2 separate regions of the Homo sapiens genome follow, and region 2 is linked to region 1. The links are chromatin contacts, found by Hi-C in ENCODE. All regions are on one chromosome and are shown on one strand. The core of a region is the stretch at or near the end of the contact, and the rest is flanking DNA. Distances in the headings are between cores, read along the strand shown.

Region 1 (3,296 bases), core at 523-3,022:
TTAACGTTACTTGTAAGAGGCACATGGCATATAGTGGAAGAAGCATTGGTTTTAGTGTAAGAAGATATGGAATTGAAATAAATCTGCGTGATCTGGGGCATAACTGTTGGCTAATTGCAGCCTTTTTCTAACCCACATTTCCTACAGATAAGAATAAATATACATTGGTAAACAAGAAAGATATGGCTTCTCTCATAAGGGAGATTATATTCCTAGCAGGCAAGAGAGAAAGAGAAACAGTGGTTTACAATATTATATTCCTTAGGAACAGGAGGAAAGAATGAAATAGGGACATTTAGCAGGGTGACATAATCAGTCAGTGAGGACAGCCATTCCTGAAGAAGTAACGCATAAGCTGAATCTTAAAACACAAACAGATGCTAAGCAAATAAGGACAAGAATAGGGAAAATCAGAATAAAATAAATCCCTGCACCCTTTAAAAAAACCACCTATTTATCTATAGCCATGGTATCAAGTAGGCATCAGAAATATGATGTAAACTCTTTAAATCAATCATTGAGGACAACTCAGTTCAGTGAGTACATTCTCACAAGCTAACAAATCAATGTCAGTTCCTCACAATTAAAAGTCAGATATCAGTCATAAACGCATTTCAATTAAAACTCTTTTGGCTGCCAACTAATCAAAACTAGCTCCACCCAACTATTAAATATTTAAAGATAATATCAACCAATGTTGGCCCCTGAAAATCCACAAATCCCTGAATTTTACATATTCCTACAACCCTACATAACATCAGCACTCTGCTCTCCTCAGAAATTCTGTGCCTAAGCAGCATATCAATCCCTTACTAGAAGAAGCAAACATTCAGGTTTTTAATTTCCTCAGATGCTGAATATTAGCCTCATGATCCTTTGTCAGGGGTAAATGTAGTATACTTGAGGAATTGAATAAAAGTCTAGCTAAGTTAGATGGAGGTAAATGTAGGGAAAATTGGCTGAAAGGTCAGAAAGCAACAAGATTGTGGAAGATTTCAGAAGCCACTCAAAAGGTTTTGGACTTCATCTTAGAGCAATGGGAAGTCACTGAAAAATTTCAAACTGTGAATGGCATGATCATGGTTCCTTCTTATAATAACTCTGGTTGTATTGTGGAAAATGGTATAAAGAGAGTAAATGTAGAAAGACCAAATAAGAGGATGTGGTAGTAGTTGGGATGAGAGCCAATTATAGCTTGTACTGGTATCTAGAAAAGGAATGGAAAGAAGAGGAGGAATTAAAGAAGCACGTAGAAGAATAGAGTAACTTAATACTTACTGGATGTTTTAGAGTGATGACAAAAATAGCAGGTCAGCCTGCTGGCCTGTGCACCTGGGTGATTGATGTCACCATTCTCTGAGGTTGGAAATACTTGCAGAAAGAGTACTTTTGTGAGAAAAATGATAATATAAGTTTGGTACAAATCAAGTTTAAAAAATATGAGGAAAAACTAAGTGGAGCCATTTGGTAAGAAGTTGGAGCTTAAAAGAGAAGGCTGGATTGGAGATGAAAATTTATGTATAATTGAAATTTTTAAATGTTCTCATTTTCAGCTCCAAAATTCTGTAATAGTTTATTTTCTTCTGGATAAATGGTATCTGGTGATATGCCTTAATAATTCCTAACATGTTCTTCCATCAAGTATGTAGCCATTCTCTTTCTCTTTCTCTTTTGTCTTTTTAAATTACATCAGTTTCCTGTGGAGGCTGTAGCCGAAATCCGAGTAGACACTATATCTGATTGAGCCTGTGGCTGAGCCTCAAAAGACTGACAGATGTGATGGAGTGCTGGTTCTCTCAGTGCTCTGGTGGTTGGAGGTTTCAAGTCATTCAAATTAGGTTCCCAGAGTCTTGTTGATTGATCACATAGTAGTGAACATATGTAGTTTTCTACATGCTCCAATATGGTCAGACATTTGGGAAGGACTGCAAAGGCTATTTAATTGAAAGTTCTTCATTCTTTAATATGCTTTCCTTGTCTGGGTCCTAAATTGGAAAGGGCCCGAATTCCTGGATTAAGTAGAAAAGGAAAACACTTTGTTTAGTGGAGACAAACCAGAGAAAGAGAAAGGAATTCTGATAAGAGAGCGAAAGACAGAAAGGTCACAGAAACTGTATAATCTTGATTTGGTGCTTCTCTATGAACCTGTTAAACTTGCATAAGATGTAAGAAAGCATATGCTGCATGGTGTGAAAGCATTATGTTAACATTGGACAATAGGCTTAATTTTGAGCAGGCCTATTGCTAAGGAACATGATTAACACTTGGCAAAGAGAGTTCTGAAGAAGAGCTATGAGGAATTTAAATATGAGAGATTTGAAGAAATCACAGAGCTTTAGACTTTCGCAGATTATGGAATCAGAAATTCAATATTAGTTGACGTAGACCTAAGTTGTGCTTCTCTTCCTGTCTTGTTTTCTTTTGTTTGTTTGCTTGTTTAACTTGGCGTTTAGAGCTGAGCCCAAGGAAAAAGGCTTAACTTTATTATAGCAGTTAATCTATTCCCCAAATGATTTAGTCTTTTTTTTGTGCAATAACAGGATATTGATACCAATATTGTTTCCAGTCACAAGGAGCTCTCTAAGTGTAAAAGGCTTGTCTTTTTAAATTGCAAGATGTTCTTATGAAAGCAAAACCTTTGGGAGGGATTTAGAAGTCTCCCTGTCCAGCTCATCTCATGCTCATTTGGTATAATAGCTCAAAATTCTCATCAGAGCTCTTTTCTAGGATATCTTATCTCTTGGGTGTATCGCCTAAGGGTGTGAAAAGCCTGAAGTCTTATTATCTTAGAAAAACCCCCAAATAGAGCCCTCAAAAAACTTTCCCAGTAGAGTAAAAGTCTTTCCTCTGAACTGTAAATAATAAGGAAACAGGTAAACCTACTTTTCTTTGAAAACTACAAAATAAGTAAAAGAGGTTTACCTTACTGAAACATGGAGAATTCTGAATTCCAAAAGGAGAATTATAGATCACAAAATGTATTAAATAAGAACTTTTTAAAATTAACAATTTATATTTAATGTTAAATACTATTTTAATAAGATATTATCCTATGACCATTTTGAGGATTTTAGTGACAGATTAAGGTTTTAAAACAAAATCAATGTGTTGACATGTATAAATACTTCTTTTTAAATATGCACTTCTAAGTGAGACTTCTGCTTTCTATAAGGGAATACAAATAATATAAACTGTCTCATTTATATGACCTAAGAAAATGTTTCTTCTCTCTTTTCTTTTTTTCTGTAAGTTATTACCTATTTCAAAATTATGTCAGTCTAAGACCTTGAAGAAAC
Region 2 (3,774 bases), core at 163-2,662, 880 kb before region 1:
TAGAAAGAGAGCATACAGTTTCTTAGGAAGGAAGTTTTGCTTTTTCGATAGAGCTTTGCAACTGAAAATTTGTATTTGGATTCCAGTGACCCTGAACAATGAGGGTGGAAGTGGGTCTTTATTTTTTTCACGCTGCTTTTCAGATTTCTCCTTAAATTCTCTGTGATAACTGACTGTCATTTTTGATGTTAAAAACATTCTTAAAGATGAAAGCCAGAAAAGACCTTGACTAGGGTAATGAAATCTGTAATACACCCTGGAACAGACTATATAAAGATTTGAAGACAGACGAAGTACAGAAAGGCATGTTAAGAAGAATTCCCAGCTCATGGCAGCTTAGTGGAGAAAAGCTAAGATCACCATATGGTTATTTTTTCTGCCAAAGCACAGTGGCTTTTGCTTCTTGCACATACGAGTTATTGGAAATCATAGCATTTCAGCATACACTAGTGAAAGTTCTATCTCACCATGCTAAGAAGTTATAACTTAGAAGAGGAAGTTGAAGAGAAAATTCTTCAGAGGATTTACACCTACTTGTGAAAATCTCAAATCTAAAAGAGAGGCTACTGAGTCAGATTTCAGAGCAAAATACTCACATCAAATATAGCTCTGATTTGTAGTGTATGAAGAAAGAACTGGTTTTCCTCTGAGAGATATTTCTTATCCCTGACTGAAACAGCAGAGAAACTGAAAAGAATGGCCTTTGGTCCTTCAAATGTTCAAAGAATGAAAGTGAAAGCCTAGTCTTAAACAAAATATTAAAAAAAATTTTTTTAACCAATACTTCTTGTGGCATGTAACAGAGTCTCCTCCTATCTCCTTCTCAAAATTAGATCATTCGTCCATATCCTCTAAGAGCCTAAGATTCACTTTGGGATGACTCTGGTGAACAAAAAGCAAGCACTACCTCAAGCCTGCAATTCTGAGCTTTTATGTCTCATTGCCTGTCACAGGGAAGCTTCCTGGACATTTTAGATTTTTTTATAAACTGCAATTCAATAAAAATGAAGATTTTCCTTTTAGGTCACCATTTCTTCTGGCAGACTGAGCCTAAAGTGCACTTTATTTCCCTTTAATTTAACAGCTCCAGCAGCTTTTCCAGTTAAATCGACTGTTCATTATTGAGCCCCATTTAGGAAGGGGCTGTGCAGTGCAGTTTAATGAATCCTTGGCACAAAGCTCCCTTTCAGGACTGGGAAAGAATAGGGGCTGTTCAGGCCCTGTAGGGCTGTATGTCAAAGCCAGCCCATAATGCCTGTCAGCCAAGGGCAGAAATTCCCACTGATATAAGAATGTGCAAGAAATCAACTTTCACCACCGACGAGCAGATTAAGACACGATCAGGAAATGAGACTGTAGGTTTAGAACAGTGACACCTGTTTGAAGAGAGCGATTTTCCCATCCCTTGATCACTGAGTGGCTGGAGTGGGGGCTGGGCGAAGCTGCAGCACAGCCAAGCCCTCAAAGCCCTCCAGGTCCTCTGAGAGGGGAAGGAAAGACAGTGGGTGGGGGCATCTTTGAGCTAAACTCCATGCTAAGTGCCTTAACAAACTTTTTCTACTTTAATTCTTATAACAAGCTATGAGGATTATTTGCATATGACAGGGGAGGAAACTGAAGCTCAGGTGCTTTCATTTCTGGTTCAAGGTTACACTGCTAATTGGCCACTAAATGGCAACGATGGGATGCAGCATAGACCTGTTTGGCTCTAGGATGTCTGTCTTTTCCAGAGCTCTGAACTGAGGTTCATCAAATAAATGTGATCCTTTAGAAATAGCTGTACTTTAAAATTCTTAATTGTGCGGGGTATGCACTGAATGTGTATGTGTTGGGCACATGTGATATGTTGGGAATATCAGCACATGAGACATAGCATGATGGTATGAGGAGTGGTAGTTAAGGTACTGCCTTTACTGCTAGACCGGCCCAGGTTTGAATCTCAGCTCTGATAATGCTTATGTCTCTCAGACCTTGGGAAACTTTGGGAAAGTCCCTCTCACTAAGCCTTGGTTGTGTTATTCTTTCTCCCAACCCTGCCCCAGCCACACAGAGATCAAGGATGGTGGCTACGGTTACTCTGGTATTGCTAAGTACTCTTTGAAAGTTAAAATGGTCCAAAAGGTTTCTACAGAAGGGAGTCCTAGATGTCTTTGTGTTACATTAGTACCATGAGATTCTGAGTCCTCAAGGTGGGTGTGTGTATTGGTTTTCTTCCAGTATCATGGGGCAGATCAAGACTGTGGAAGTACGTTTTCAAAAAGGTGAAATCATGACTCTTAAGCAAATATAATATGGACCACATGTAAAAAATTGTTTAACTCATTAATTAGTAAGAGAACCACTGAAATGTTAGGACTGGTTCAAAGAACATTTAAGAAGTCAGATATATATACATATATATATATATATACATATATATATATATATACACACACACATATATATATGAAATGTTAGGAAAGTTCATTAGTTACAAAGAACTGAGATATATATCATCGTGGTCATCTGTTCCATTGACAGAAATTATTTGCATATCTACCAGAAAAAACTCTACCAAGTAAAAAATAATTGTACTAAATCTAATAGCAAGTAGTGAGAAGAATGAAATACATTCCTCTAGACAATCTTTGGCTGTTCTTTTTTCCTGTATAACATTGAAAGAATGTGGAACTAAACTTTCTGCCTCCATTCCAAGTTTTGGATAATTTTTCTGGTAACCCCCATATTTTATATGTAAATTTGGACCATCTAAAGAAAAGAAGTAATTTGTGTACATCATAGGGTTAGTTGCAAAGGCAGAAGTAAAACTCAGGTCTGCTGTCTCCTCTACATGGCTGTGAGACCACGTAGCAACCCTGTTTCTTTAAGCTAACGTTTCCACTAGAGACCAAAGAGTGAGAGGAGTTTCACTTTTCTGAGCGTAAAGAGTGAAGGGATACGCATTTTCCAGGGCAGTTTTAAACCAGTTTCAACTAAATTTAATAAGTATGCCAGTTGATCCACATCATTAAGGTAGAAATTAGGAAGTCAACCTCAGAGTTTACTTCTTGCTAATAGCATAGGGGTGATTTGGTTGCTTAGACAGGGCTCCCTGGAAACAGAGCTTGAAACGGAGAGTTGTATGCAGAAGGTTGATTGAGAAGGACTCTTAAAGGATGCATATGTACGAAGTGAGGAAGTCAAGATTGGATGAAAAGAGAAACTGACTTGTCATCAGCCTGAGCTAATCCCATGGGAAGCTCTGGAGCTGGAATGCCCTTTGGGGCCCGACTCAAGTTGAGGAAAGAGAGGTTTTGCCTTTGTATCCCTGCATCAGCCAGTCATTGGTCTCTGGTGCGCCTGGGAAGGGGTATGAATTTGGCTAATCCAGTTTCCTTCAGCAGAGGTTCAATGCTTGGTGAGGGGGCCAGCTGTAAGCCATTAGTAGCCAGCCAGCTCAGCAGCTAGGGGACGGGTTAATCAGCCCTTAGGTGGGATCTGCGCAGAGCTTCATGGTATCCACTACATTTGGCTTTTATTACAAGAATATCTGTAATAAAAATATAACAACTCAAGGGTCAACACCAATGGATGAGTAGTGAATGTCAGGAGCACTATGTTGAGAGGGGTTCTAGGCTCATCTGGGCTCAGTGGAAAGAGTGTGAAGATGGATAAGTGATGTCCATACAAGAGAGTGGAAAGTGAGGTTACATTTCTTCTTGAATTTGATGGTGGTGAAGGGTGACTACATCACACAGTTTGCCGTGAACCATCCAGGGTAATTCTAAATGATGT

The links. Hi-C counts contacts between places; a loop is a spot of excess contacts on that map. Pooled maps may share reads with other maps.
Region 2: a loop to region 1 is called in a map of naive thymus-derived CD4-positive, alpha-beta T cell, with 3 times the contacts of the local background. The contact joins two enhancer-like sites. A Hi-C loop is called at or near these places in 1 of 168 maps with a recorded cell type or tissue (naive thymus-derived CD4-positive, alpha-beta T cell), 1 of 37 single-sample maps with no recorded cell type and 4 of 50 pooled maps.

Annotation. Positions count from the first base shown.
Region 1 is chr11:81,873,292-81,876,587 of GRCh38, reverse strand. No RefSeq gene overlaps it. Among named protein-coding and RNA genes, the nearest start is that of MIR4300, 16 kb to the left of the region's middle. Within about 2 kb of position 1,772, at least 2 of the 41 ENCODE cell types and tissues checked have a DNase peak (open chromatin) inside an H3K27ac peak, as active enhancers do.
Region 2 is chr11:82,754,834-82,758,607 of GRCh38, reverse strand. No RefSeq gene overlaps it. Among named protein-coding and RNA genes, the nearest start is that of FAM181B, 23 kb to the right of the region's middle. Within about 2 kb of position 1,412, at least 2 of the 41 ENCODE cell types and tissues checked have a DNase peak (open chromatin) inside an H3K27ac peak, as active enhancers do.